Regions from separate parts of the Homo sapiens genome. Here region 2 is linked to region 1. Evidence: read pairs that join two places in POLR2A ChIA-PET (ENCODE). Cell type or tissue: Panc1. All regions are shown on one strand. Links, peaks and the distances in the headings refer to the core of each region. The heading gives the core; the rest is flanking DNA.

Region 1 (8,542 bases), core at 2,280-6,279:
GACCTCTAAGTGTCTCAACTCAGTCCATCTCTTTGTCACTTTTTCCATAGCAAGCTAGCTCCTTCTCCTGCTCCATCTCACTAATTGCTAGTAGATCAATTTTCTTAGGTTGGTATGTCATTCTGTGCATAATGCACAGAAATCGCCTTGCAAAAGCCAAAGTAGCTTTGATGTGACTTCTAAAACGAAACTGCTGCTGCTCAGTGGAGAATGATCTTAAAAGGCTGCCAAGGCATGCCCTTCATGTCAGAAATGTCTACCATTGCTTTTCATGCATGTCTCTGCCACTGTGCAAACTATATCTTTTGTTCTAATCAAATAATTTAATAATAAATATTGCAGAAACTGTTTTAAATCTCTTATACTAATTATATTAATTGACCTAATTTTCACAGCAACCCTATGAGTACGGGTTTATCTCCATCTTGTTTTATTTAATTTGGAGACAGAGTCTCACTCTCTCGCCCAGGCTGGAGTGCAATGGCACGATCTCCACTCACTGCAGCCTCCTCCTCCTGGGCCCAAGCGATCTTCCCACCTCAGTCCCCCAAGTAGCTGAGACTACAGGTGTGCACCACCACACTCAGCTAATTTTTGTATTTTTTGTAGAGACGGGATTTTGCCGTGTTGCCCAGGCTGGTCTTGAACTCCTGACCTCAAGCAATCCACCCACCTCTGCCTCTCAGAGTGCTGGGATTACAGGCATGAGCCACCACGCCCAGCTCATATACCCATTTTAAAGATGAGGAAAGTGCAGCACAGAGACATTCAGTAACTGGCACAGCTAATAAGTGGCAGAACTGGAATTCAAATCCAAGCTAACTCCAGAGTCCCCCTCTTTACCACCACACACTGCCAACAGAAATGTTGTTCTGACTGCAAAGAAATTGCTCACTTTTTAATTTAAGAAAAAAGGATGATCAAGAGAATGAGATGATAGCCAGGTGTGGTAGTGTGCACCTGTAATCCCAGCTACTTGGAGGTTGAGGCAGGAGAATTGCTTGAACCCAGGAGGCAGAGGTTGCAGTGAGCCGAGATTGCACCACTGCACTCCAGCCTGGGTGACAGAGTGAGACTCCGTTCCCCCCTCCCCACAAACGTGAATGAAATGACAAGCCACAATATTTGCAAAAGAGGTGTCTGATAAATGACTATTATCCAAAATTGCAAAGAGCTCTTAAAACTCAACGGTAAGAAAATGAACAACCTGATTAAAAAATGGGCAAAAGACCTGAATAGACACCTCACCAAAGAAGGTGGACAGATGGCAAATAAGCATATGAAGATGCCCAACATCATATGTCATTAGAGACTTGCAAATTAAAACAACAGTTAGGCTGGGCGCAGTGGCTCATGCCTGTCATCCCAGCACTTTGGGAGACCAAGGCGGGCGGATCACCTGAGGTCAGGAGTTCAAGACCAGCCTGACCAACATGGAGAAACCCCGTCTCTACTAAAAATACAAAATTAGCTGGGCGTGGTGGCACATGCCTGTAATCCCAGCTACTAGGGAGGCTGAGGCAGGAGAATTGCTTGAACCTGGGAGGCGGAAGTTGCGGTGAGTCAAGATCGCGCCATTGCACTCCAGCCTGGGCAACGAGAGTGAAACCCTGTCTCAAAATTAAAAAAATAAAAAATAAAATAAAACAACAGTGAGATGCCACTACACACCTATTAGAATGGTGAAAACAACACACTGACAACACCAAATGCTGTCGAGGATGTGGAGCAACAGAAACTCTCATTCATGAGAATGCAAAATGGCACAGCCACTTTGGAAGACAGTTTGGCGGCTTCTTACAAAACTAAACATACTCTTACTATACCATCCAGTAATTGCATTCCTTGATATTTACCCAAATGACTTGAAAACTTATGTCCCCACGTAAATCTACACACAGGAATGTTTATAGCAGCTTTATTCATAATTGCAAAAACATGGAAGCAACCAAAATGTCCTTTGGTAGGTGAGTGGATAAATAAACTGGTACATCCAGATAGTGGAATATTATGCAGTGAGAAAAAGAACTGAGCTACCAAGCCATAAAAAGACATGGAAGAGGCCAGGCGCGGTGGCTCATGCCTGTAATCCTAGCACTTTGGGAAGCGGAGGCAGGTGGATCACTTGAGGTCAGGAGTTTGAGACCAGCCTGGCCAACATGGTGAAACCCCATCTCTACTAAAAATGAGCTGGGCGTGGTGGCACACGCCTGTAATCCCAGCTACTCAGGAAGCTGAGGCAGGAGAATCACTTGAACCCGGGAGGCGGAGGTTGCAGAGAGCCGAGATCGCGCCACTGCACTCCAGCCTGGGTGACAGAGCGAGACTCTGTCTCAGAAAAAAAAAAAAAAATGGAGGAAACTTAAATGCATATTACTAAGTGATAGGTTTGGCTGTGTCCCCACCCAAATCTCATCTTGAATTATAGCTCCCATAATTCCCACGCGTTGTGGGAGAGACCCAGTGGGAGATAACTGAATCATGGGGGGCAGTTTCCCTCATATTGTTCTCATGGTAGTGAATAAGTCTCACAAAATCTGATGGTTTCATAAGGGGAAAACCCTTTTGCTTGGTCCACATTCTCTTTTATCTGCCACCATGTAAAACATGCCTTTTACCTTCCACCATTATTGTGAGGCCTCCCCAGCCACGTGGAACTGTGACTCCGTTAAACCTCTTTATAAATTACCCAGTCTTGGGTATGTCTTTATAAGCAGCATGAGAACAGACTGATATACTAAGTGAAAGAAGCCAATCTGAAAAGGCTACATACTGTATGATTCCAACTATATGACATTCCGGAAAAGGCAAAACTAAGGAGGCAGTAAAAAGATTAGTGGTTTACAGGAGTTGAGGGGAAGGAGAGATGAATAAGTGGAGCACAGAGGATTTTTAGGGCAGTGAAACTACTCTGCATGATACTGCAATGATGGATATGTGTCCTTGTATCTTTGTCAAAACCCATAAAATATACAACACGAGTGAGTCATAATGTAAACTATGGACTTTGGGTGATGATGATGCGTCAATTGCAGGTTCATCAATTGCAACAACTGTACAGCTCTGGTTAGGGGTGGTGATAGTGACAGAGGTTGTGGGTGTGTAGGGGCAGGAGTTATCTGGGAAATTTCTGCACTTTCTGCTCAATTTTGCCATGAACCTAAAACTGCTCTAAAAAATAAAGTCTTAAAAAAAGATGAAATTTTAAAACAATGATTCCAAAGTCATTTTGGGCATGTTGGCATCCTGAGATTATAAACAAGATTATGATTATAAACGAGGTCATGGTTATGATCAGAGGAAACTATGTGCTTTGTAGCAAACTGTTTCCTTGAAAAATTTCTGAACTGTACATTTGTAAGCATCAAGCTGAATGGATACAGTATGAAAACACTGTCCACCAGCTCTTTCCAAATGTAGAGCAGTTAATGGGTAAAAAGGAAGCCACTACTCTTTGTCTTCATCCATTTCCGAGAGAGAAGAGCAATACTTAAATTGTCTTTGATGCTATTTGTTTGACACCATTAATTCTTGTCATGCAATGTTTTTCTCTTTCATTTCTCAGCATGGGAAAAAAGGTGGAACAAAGAGAACCCCAGGCCTGGCCCTGTGAGTCTTCTTGGCCTTCTGTTAAATCACTGGCTTTCTAATTGGGCGACAGCTGGGGAGGATCCCTGCTGCTCCCCAGGGTTTCCTGAGGCCGCACGCAGCCTTTCCCCCCAACCTTGTAAGGGAGAGGAAATGGCATGGATCTGTCCAAGCTCTCTAACCAGAAACTGCATCTGTTAGCTCATGTCAGAGTGACCTAAAAGTTGCCTCTTGGCAACGCTTGGGCGATAGAAGAGACTCCTGCTGCCACCCTCAGGGTAAAATGAATAACTGAATTAGATACTTGAAATCAGAAGGGAAAACATATCGGGATCTTGTTGACAATTCATCCCTTCTATCCATTCCTTTATTTTATTTTTATTTTTAATCTTTTTATTTATTAATTTTGTACTTGGTTTAGCTCATGATTTCATTATTTTATTTTTTGGGGGACAGGCTTTCATTCTGTCACCCAGGCTGGAGTGCAGTGGCATGATCTCAGCTCACTGCAGCCTCGACCTCCTTGGCTCAGGCAATCCTCCCACCTCAGCCTCCTAAGTAGCTGGGACCACAGGCATGAGCCACCACGCCCAGATAATTTTTTTTATTTTTGGTAGTGACGAGGTCTCCCTATGTTGCCCAGCGTGGTCTTGAACTCCTGGAATCAGGCGATCCTTCCACTTCAGCCTCCCAAGTAGCTGAGACTACAGGTGTGAGCCACCACATGTGGCTAATTTTTGTATTTTTAGTAGAGACGGAATCTCACAATGTTGCCCAGGCTACATCTTGAACCCCTGGGCTCAAGCAATTCGCCTGCCCCGGCCTCCCAAAGTGCTGGGATTACAGGCATGAGCCACCATGCCTGGCCTCTATCAATTCCTTTACTAACAATTGACGTACGTTTGGAATCTTCCCTATAGAAATAGCATGCATTGTAGGCACTTCATCAGCCACCAACTTCTACTGCCTTCACTTGGTTGTAGTTCCCAATGATTCCAAAGACATGAGAGATTGTTTTTCAAAAAATATGTATTAAATACCTGTTGCACATGGCAGCTTGCCAGGTAATGTGTAAGGATAATGAAACCTGCCTGGCCTCTCCTCTCCAGAAATGTATCATTGCAGAGGGGCACAGGGATGAAAAGACATCTATTTGGCCAAACCCAATGTGTATTAGTGTTAAATAAAAACACTCAAAAACATTTTAAAAAGAAGAGCACAGGTGCAAGAAAAAGCAGAGTCAGAATGAACCAATACAGAGGTGGAAAGCTACTTCCCTTTAACATATTCCAGCCACAGACGCATACATTTTGGGAACAGGGTTAAGAAAGGGTAGAAAGCAAAAGAATGGGGCCAGGTGAGGTGGCTCACACCTGTAATCCTAGCACTTTGGGAAAAACAGTGTGAAACCCCGTCTCTACTAAAAATACAAAAATTGGCCGGGCGCAGAGGCTCACATCTGTAATCCCAGCACTTCGGGAGGCCGAGGTGGGTGGATCACCTGAGGTCAGGAGTTCAAGACCAGCCTGGCCAACATGGTAAAACCCCGTCTCTACTAAAAATACAAAAATTAGCCAGGCACGGTGGTGGGTGCCTGTAATCCCAGCTACTTGGGAGGCTGAGGCAGGAGAATTGCTTGAACCTGGGAGGCAGAGGTTGCAGTGAGCCAAGATCGCACCACTGCACTCCAGCCTGGACAACAAAGCAAGACTCGGTCTCAGAAAATAAATAAATAAATAAATAAATATACAAAAATCAGCCAGTCGTGGTGGCACACGCCTGTAATCTCAGCTACTCAGGAGGCTGAGGCAGGAGAATTGCTTGAACCTGGGAGGCAGAGGTTGCAGTGAGCCAAGATCACACCACTGCACTCCAGCCTGGGTGACAGAACCAGACTCCTCAACTCTAAAAAAAATAATATAATAATAATAATAATAATAATAATAAAGAAAGCAAAGAATAGGGCCTCTAGAGAACAAAATTTTGGCAGAAGTGGTTGGGATTAAATCCTATGTGGTTAAACAAAGCCCCATTAGCCAAGGGTCTAAGCTTTTCTACATTGTATTCTTTCTGTCATCATCATCATCACTTTTTTTTTCTTGAGACGGAGTCTCACTCTGTTGCCCAGGCTGGAGTGCAGTGGTGCGATCTCGGCTCACTGCAACCTCTGCCTCCCAGGTTCAAGTGATTCTCCTGCCTCAGCCTTCCAAGTAGCTGGAATTACAGGCACATGCCACCATGCCTGGCTAATTTTTTGTATTTTTAGTAGAGACAGGGTTTCACCATGCTGGCCAGGCTGGTCTTGAACTCCTGACCTCAGGTGATCCACCCACCTCGGCCTCCCAAAGTGCTGGGGTTAGAGGCGCGAGCTACTGTGCCTGGCCTCATCATCACTTTTTAAACTGTTAAAGAACATCTACTTCCGGCAGTTACCACCTGGATAATATGTCCCTTTGGTCACCTCTGGTTCTAATTCCACTGTCCCCAGAATTCTTGTTCTTTTCTCTGTTTCTCTGTGTTTATAGGGCCAAGGGAGAAAGATGACAAGCTGACAAGCCCGGGCCACACAGCAGAAAATATAACAAAGTCAAACAGAGGACATCCACTTTCTTAGAAGTCCCCTTACCTCCCAGCAGCTGAAGATTCCTGCTGCCCACAGAACCCCCAGGCTTACCTCTCCCTCCCCATTTCTTCCTCACTCCATTCCTGAAAGATTGCCTCTGGCTGTCTGCTTCAGGCAATGCCCGGCGCAAGACCCAAGTTAGAATTCTTATCTTTTTTCATTTTGTTCTTTTAGAAGATCCTCCCTTCTGCAAAGGTTGCCACTTTTTTGAGACAATAGGGAGAATATTGGTGACGTCATTATAAATTATTAAGATATGATATTTATATTTTGAAATTGTAAGAAAATTAGGCAGGGCATGGTGGCTCATTGCCTATAATCCCAGCACTTTTGGAGGCCAAGTTGGGAGGATGGCTTGAGGCTAGGAGTTCGAGACCAGCCTGGCGAACATGGCGAAATCCTGTCTTTACGAAAAAAGAAAAAGAAAAAGAAAAATTAGCTGGGTGTGGTGGTGCATGTCTGTATTCCCAGCTACTTGGGAGCCTGAGATGGGAGGATAGCTGGAGGCCGGGAGGTCAAGGCTGTAGTGAGCTATGATCACACCACTGCACGCCAGCCTGGGTGACAGAGCAACACCCCGTCACTGAAAGAAAAGAAAAAATAAATTGTAAGAAAATTAATACATGATATGGATACTACCTCCCCCCCCAAAAAAAACCTAGCTGTAAACATATGTGTGTATGCATGGTGCATGGGAGAGGGGCAGAGTGTTGCCACCTTTCAATTTTGCCGAGTTAGGACATTAAACAAACTAACAAAGCCTCACTGTCTAACTATTTTATGAAATAACAAACATGATTTTATCGTTAAAAAGGAAAGCAGGGACACCCCATCCTCTACAGCTTCAGAGGAGAAAGAATGGATTTTTAACGTTCTCACCACACAAAAATGATAAATTGGTGAGGTATTGGGTGTGTTAATTAGCTTGACTCTCTATAATGTGTACATAAATCAAAACATCATGTTGTACTGCCTGAATAAACAAAATAATTATAAATTTTAAAAAAATCGTAGACTGGGCACAGTAGCTCATGCCTGTAGACCCAGCACTTTGGGTGGCTGACGCGGGAGGACTGCTTGTGCCCAAGAGGTCAGGGCTGCAGTGAGCTGTGATCACGCCACTGCCCTCCAGCCTGGATTACAGAGTGAGACCCAGTCTCAAAAATAATATATAATAATAAAAAGGGCCGGGCGCCGGTGGCTCATGCCTGTAATCCCGGCACTTTGGGAGGCCAAGACAGGCAGATCACCTGAGGTCAGGAGTTCGAGACCATCCTGGCCAATATGGTGAAACCCCGTCTCTACTAAAAATACAAAAATTAGCCTGCTGTGGTGGCACACACCTGTAATCCCACCTACTCAGGAGGTGGAGGCAAGAGAATTGCTTGAACCCAGGAGGCAGAGGTTGCAGTGAGCCGAGATGACACCACTGCACTCCAGCCTCGGCGACAGAGCGAGACTCTGTCTCAATAAGTAGGAGAAGGAGAAGGGGAGGAAGGGGAGCAAGGGGAGGAAGAAGAATGGCTGTGCAGATGTCAAGCAGGAGAGTGAGAAGGAAGGAGACTTCCAGCTTTCCAGCATCTGCTGAGGGGATAAGGAAATCAGCTTGGGATACTGGTAGACTTTGGCAGACCTTTGGAAGGAGTTGGGAATTTCTTCCCCGGGACAAACAAAAGATGTTTATGATGGTGTTAAGGCCCATCAGCACTTGTGCTCCATCACTTCTTGGTGTAAGAATTGGTGTGGCTGGCCGGGCGCAATATCCATTGAACAGCAACTCCCCATTTCCCCATCCTCTCAGCCCCTGGCAACCACCATCCTAGTGTTTTGTTTCTATGAGTTTGACTACTCTGGATACCCCATATAAGTGGAATCATGCCATAGTCATACAACAAGTGATGATGTTTCTGTCAATGACAGACCACATATATGACAGTTGTCCCATAAGATTATAATACAGTTGAAAAATTCCTATCATCTGGCCAGATTATAGGCTCACGCCTATAATCCCAGCACTTTGGGAGGCCAAGGTGGGTGGATGACTTGAGGTCAGGAGTTCAAAACCAGCCTGGCCAACATAGCGAAACCCCATCTCTACTAAAAATACAAAAATTACCCGACTGTGGTGGCACATGCCTTTAATCCCAGCTACTCAGGAGGCTGAGGCAGGGAGAATCGCTTGAACCCAGGAGGCAGAGGTTGCGGTGAGCCAAGATTGCACCACTGCACTCTAGCCTGGGCAACAGAGTGAGACTCTGTCTCAAAAAAAAAAAATTCCTATCATCTAACCATAGCACAACACATTACTCACGTGTTTGTGGTGATGCTGGT
Region 2 (6,076 bases), core at 1-4,000, 210 kb before region 1:
CTCAGTCCAAGGAAGGTCAGTTGAAGTCCTTACTGTACAAGTCCAAATGTTAAGGAAAATGAGTCCCGCGATGAGTTTTCTCATGCTTCAGCCGTGCGTGGACCAGTCAGCTTCCGGGTGTGACTGGAGCAGGGCTTGTCGACTTCTTCAGAGTTACTTTGCAGGGGTTGGCGAAGCTGCTCCCGTCCACATACCGCTCACAGTCTACTGATGTTCAAGGATGGTCTCAAAGGTTGGGCCCACTAGAATAAACTGAGTCCAATACCTCTACACAGTTGTGTTCAACTGGGCTCTCTGATACTGGGAGCAAGGTAGCTGGGTTTAGGGTGTTGCAAACTTCAGTGGTTATGTGGGGATTTTCACATAGCAAGCTTTGGTACTTGGTTAATCTAGCATTTGTTATCCAGTGATGTCCTTTGGTATTCATCAAAGTTACCACAGCATGGGGGGCCTTTATATTCAGGTTTTGCCCAAGGGTTAGTTTATCTGCTTCTTGTGCTAACAGGGCCATTGCTGCCAGGGCCCTTAGACATGGGGGCCAGCCTTTGGAAACCCCGTCTAGTTGTTTTGAGAGAGGGCCCCACAGTCTGGGTTAAAACTCCAAAACTGCCATTTTTTCTCTTTCTGACACATAGAGTGTAAAGGGTTTTGTCAGGTCAGGTAGCCCCAGGGCTGGGGCCGACATGAGTTTTTCTTTTAACTCATGAAAAGCTCATTGCTGTTGGTTGTAATAGATGTAGTTTATCCAATCTAAATTTTTATTAACTGTCACCGACCAAAATATTGACTCAAATCCTGCAGCTATTTGATTTCAAGCTTTAAATTGATCTGGTATTCCCCATGGGACTCCAATTGCGTCTAAATAGACATGAGAGTCGAAAGACCTATAAGGGGCTTCTCTCGCTTTACAATGTCTTATTTTTCCTCCCTCTGGTTGATGAAATGCCAGGGTGAAAGGGATAGCCAATTGGACTAAAGTACAAGTGCCACTCCAGTTATTCGGCAGAGTGCCCAATAAAGGTCCACCCCAATACCACCACACATCCACTCAGGGATGAACAAGCGCTGACTGATTGATAAGCTCTTGAAAATTATTAAGCTCACTGCATCCCTTCAGGTCTCCAAGGAATGCTAAGTTTCCTCCCTGTCGTGAGAGACAAGAAGTGAAGTTAGTGTTGGGAGACGGAAGCTGGATGGCCCTTGGGGGCTGACCCACAGGGTGCCGTACTTTGGGATATAGCAGAGAGAGCTTGGCACGACTTATCACTCCAGGCTGTAGAATCCTGGAAAAGAGCTACCATGCAGCGCATGCCTGGTCCACTGGAGGACCACCTTAGTGGAAAGGGGACAATCTGGGACTCTGGCCTGCCATATGCACAAGCATAAGAATTGCTTTTGTTTAAGGTGCAGACGGAATATTTGATCCATTCCAACCAGGCATTTGCATCTTGGTATCCTGTCTTAATTGCCAAAGTTTGTTTTAAGTCTTTAACTTCTATGATCCTCTAGTAAAATGAATGTATGATTTTAGGAAATTACAAAAACCAGTTGGGGCAGTCCATCCTTGCACTTTAGTGGTCCACAGAATGTTGGACCAAGTACAGCATAAAAGCTCTACATTGGGGAGCAAGACTCCTGGTTGACACTGGAGTCTTTATTGAAATTTCCCCTGATTAAATGGTCCTAATTTACCAATGCCCAGTCTGAGGAGAGTCAGGAGGGACAGATGTATTTTTCTCAAGTACAGAACTGTCTTTGACTTGGCAGGTCCCCACAGGGTATAACAAGACAAGCATTAAATGCAATAGTCTGAGGTAAAATTGACTTGGTTATGTTAATAACTAGATGGTCAGCAATAGAGCGAGGAAAGAAGAAAGAGTAATAGAATAGATGAAAGAGTTAAATTTTTCTTAGCTTTAGTTTGGTAGGGTTTTCCCCTGGGACTATGGCCCATGATTCTGGAGGGGGTGGCGCTTTCTTGACTCAGGTGTGATGAGTCCATCCTTTTTTCGCTGTACGAACAGCAGTCTCGGTGGTTAGCAGCACAAGATAGGGTCCTTCCTAGGCTGGCTCGAGTTTCCTTTTTTTTCATCCTTTGATGAGAACGTGATCTTCAGGCTGGTGCTGGTGCTGGTTTACTGGAAATTCTAGGGGTGGTACATGTGCTAAAAGACTTTTAGTTTTGAGGGAAAGGGAAGTGGAGGATTAACCAAGTATATAATTTTTAAGAAACTGACCTTTTGTTTTAAATGTGGGGACATCAGCAGTGGACATTATAGTCCTTGGTGACTTTCTACTGAGAAATTTCCTTTAGCACCTATTTTTATTAGTTTTTGGACCAAAGAAGTCAAACACCATTTTATATTTGATAATGCTTCCTGTATGATTTTTATACCAGATAAGCTAAATTTCACCTTTATATTAGTGTGTTATTAATGTTAAACTTAGTTTTTTTTTTTTTTTTTGAGATGGAGTCTCACTCTGTCACCCAGGCTGGAGTGTGGTGGCTCCATCTCGGCTCACTGCAAGCTCTGCCTCCCTCCTGCCTCAGCCTCCCGAGTAGCTGGGACTACAGGCGCCTGCCACCACGCCCGGCTAATTTTTTGTATTTTTAGTAGAGACGGGGTTTCACCGTGTTAGCCAGGATGGTCTCGATCTCCTGACCTTGGGATCTGCCCGCCTCGGCCTCCCAAAGTGCTGGGACTACAGGCGTGAGCCACTGCGCCCGGCCAATGTTAAACTTAGTTTTAATAAAACTTTGCAGACATATTTATTCAGTTTTTAATGTCAGACCATAAGGTAAGATTTTTATAGACTCTTTTTAACCTTTTATAATCTGTGTTAAAGAGCAGGTTAGTGCTTTAAGAGAAACACGTTGTGTTTTTATTTTAATGTTCACTTCACAGAAAAACTGGATGATACCCCTTTAACTTTAGCTAATATGTTTACACGCAGAATTTTTTTTACAATTAACATTTTAAAACTTGCTTAAACCTTCAAAACAAATTTGTTTTAACCTTTTAATGTAGGTAAAAATTTACATTCTTATGCCACCTTATAATCCTTTTACCAAAGGTATATTTTACTTTCCTTATACACCTTGCACATAAACTATTTTTTCAATAGTTTTACATTCAGGAGGCTTAGTTACTTTTAAATTATACAACATTTCTTGCATAAATTCTTTTTTTATAATATATATTTTTTCTCTTTCATGACTTTCACAGACAATTCTTTGACCTGCCTCAACTTTCAGACTTATTACAAACATTTCTTTCTTTAAACAACCAGTTAATTTATTTCAGGACAAGAATTTACCATATAATATTCTTTTTACATAAACTCTGCCCCCATCTTTTCCCCCCTTTTTTTTTTCTTCTAAGATAACCATTCTTTTCCAAAGTGAACTTCCTTTATGTCTGTGGGCTAGATTGTCTAAGGCCACAAGATTAGAAGTTATTATAATACATGTTACATTGTTAACTTTTAGCAAACTTTACTTTTGTTGAAAATCTTGTAAGTTTGGGATTTCAATTATCCTTTGCTATTAATAAGACCTTGTTTAGTCCAAATTAACTTAGAATTGGTATAGATGGCTTTTTTTTCTTCAATTACCTGGGAGGAAGCATCTATCATCCTGTCCTGAAGGGAGTTCCTCCTAGGTCTGATCAGACCTTTGTATGGTAATTAAGATTTAGATCCCCTGTTAGGAAACCTGCTGGGTTAAGGGAATTTTCAGTGGTTAATGTTAAATCATCTTTTTTTTTCCCCCGCTTAGGATACTTCTGAACTAGTGAGGTGTGCTCATAATGAGATTTCCTCTAAAAGTTATTTTTCTACTTTATTCTGTTAGCAAAGCAGTTGCCACTACAGATTGAATGCATTTGGGCCATCCACAGGTTACTGGGTTAAGGATTTTTGATAGGAAGGCTACAGGTAGTCAGTGGCCTCAATGCTTTCAGGCTACGCCCTTGTTTACACTTACAACAAGGTTGTATTGGAGTGTTGTAGGGTCACGGAGAAGACCTTCAATTATCAATTATAGGTATTAAATTTACCCGGGCTTTTAAAGGAATAGATAGGGTACGCTGTTTTTTTTTTTTTTAACTACTTGTATATTTCTCTCTTTCTTTTTTTGACTTTCTGTCTCTCTTTTTGACTTTCCTTTTGCCTCTGTCTCTTCCTCTCTTTTTCTCCTCGACTCCCTCTTTGTCTCTCTGTCTCTTCCTCTCTCTCTTTGCCTCTTTCCTCTCTGTCTCTTTCCTCTCTCTCCCTCTGCTGGTCTTTCCTTGCCTCTGCCAGCCGCTTATGCTGCTGTTCTCTCAACCACTGTGTGTGTGGGGGGGTCTAAAACCACCTGTAACCAAGTGTCTAGCTACGGGAACTGGTCTGGGTTCCCTGGCTTACAGGTTACCTTGTGCCATACCTTTAAAACAAGGGACCTGTCCAAGCTTCCTTCTGATGGCCAACCCACCTCTAATGCTGGCCAGTCTATTTCACACAAAGTTCTAAGTTTTCCTGGTGTCATAGTAACACTGTAATCTCCCGTAAATCCTTTCTTGAAAATTTTCAACATAGTTCCTAGTGGGGTGGGCTTACCTTGTGCCCGACCCATGCTTCCTCAAGACAAAACACCACTCTCACACCACACACACACCACAAAACAAAGAACGGGTAAAAAGGGCACACACACACTTTTACAGTTTACACCAAACCAGAATCAAAACCAAAATCAGAGTATCCAGAAATCTAAGCCAGGTCAAAACCAAAACCAAAGTATCAAGCAACCCAAGTCAAGTCAAAAACAAAAACCAAAGTGCCGGTACAGGCACATCGTGGGTGATCAGGCCACGCTTCCATTGAAATGGAGTGGGCAAGTTCCAAAGACCAGTCTTACCAAGTTTCAGATGTCCAGACTCCAAGTGCCAGTTCCTTCCCGGTGTTCAGCCACTGAGTTGATCTTCCACAGGGGCCTGCCACATGCTGCTCTGGTGAGGCGTTCCACTGGGGTAATTGCCTACCCCGGGGCACTCTCAGGATCCGCGTCACTCAAGCTGGCTGGAGTCCCCTGCAGGGATGCTCCACAGGGCAGGCCTAAGCTGCCTAAGGGGCTGCCTCCACCATCCATTAATCACCTTTCTAACTGGTCAGGGAACCAAGTAATGTAGCAGGACAAGCCTCAGACAAAATCCCTCAGACACCGAGTTAAAGAAGGAAGGGCTTTATTCAGCTGGGAGCTTCAGCAAGACTCACATCTCCAAAAACTGAGCTCCCCGAGTGAGCAATTCCCATCCCTTTTAAGGGCTTACAACTCTAAGGGGGTCCACGTGAGAGAGTCATGATCAATTGAGCAAGCAGGGGGTACGTGACTGGGGGCTGCATGCACTGGTAATCGGAACGGGACAGAATAGGACAGGGATTTTCACAATGCTTTTCCATACAATGTCTGGAATCTATAGATAACATAACTGGTTAGGTCAGGGGTCAATCTTTAACCAGGCCCAGGGTGTGGCAGCCTATGGATTTCATTTCTGCCTTTTAGTTTTTACTTCTTCTTTCTTTGGAGGCAGAAATTGAGCATAAGACAATATGAGGGGTGGTCTCCTCCCTTAGACTAATGGTTTTATAAAGGGGCTAATACAATAAATTGGTACCAGGAGTTGGGTGCTGCTATAAGGATACCCAAAAATGTGGAAGCAACTTTGGAACTGGGTAACAGGCAGAGGTTGGAACAGTTTGGAGGGCTCTAAAGGAGACAGGAAGATGTGGGGAAGTTTGGAACTTCCTAGACATTTGTTGAATGGCTTTGACCAAAATGCTGGTAGTGATATGAAAAATAAATTCCAGGCTGATATGGCCTCAGATGGAGATGAGGAACCTGTTGGGAACTGGAGCAAAGGTATGCTTTAGCAGAGACTGGTGGCTTTTTGCCCCTGCCTTGGAGATCTGTGGAACTTTGAACTTGAGAGAGATTATTTAGGATACCTGGCGGAAGAAATTTCTAAGCAGCTAAGTGTTCAAGAGGAAACAAACAGAGCATAAAAGTTTGAAAAATTTGCAGCCTGAATATGTGATA

Evidence for each region. ChIA-PET counts read pairs that join two places held together with the same protein. Peaks named below come from ENCODE experiments on the same cell type or tissue, not always from the same donor. Only the 100,000 strongest peaks of a DNase experiment are listed, where the experiment ranks them.
Region 2: POLR2A ChIA-PET joins it to region 1 with 5 read pairs; 2 of 35 experiments call an interaction of 5 or more read pairs at or near these places.

The regions. Positions count from the first base shown.
Region 1 is chrX:48,643,758-48,652,299 of GRCh38, reverse strand. LOC124905186 (a long non-coding RNA gene) reads right to left here. Exons shown (of 2, transcript XR_007068228.1): 1 at 8,523-8,542. Among named protein-coding and RNA genes, the nearest start is that of WAS, 36 kb to the left of the region's middle. RefSeq lists an enhancer at 3,234-3,896. In Panc1, for the core only: no CTCF peak of the experiment used is centred there; a DNase peak (open chromatin) is centred at 3,856.
Region 2 is chrX:48,853,260-48,859,335 of GRCh38, reverse strand. No RefSeq gene overlaps it. Among named protein-coding and RNA genes, the nearest start is that of PCSK1N, 21 kb to the right of the region's middle. In Panc1, for the core only: no CTCF peak of the experiment used is centred there; no DNase peak of the experiment used is centred there.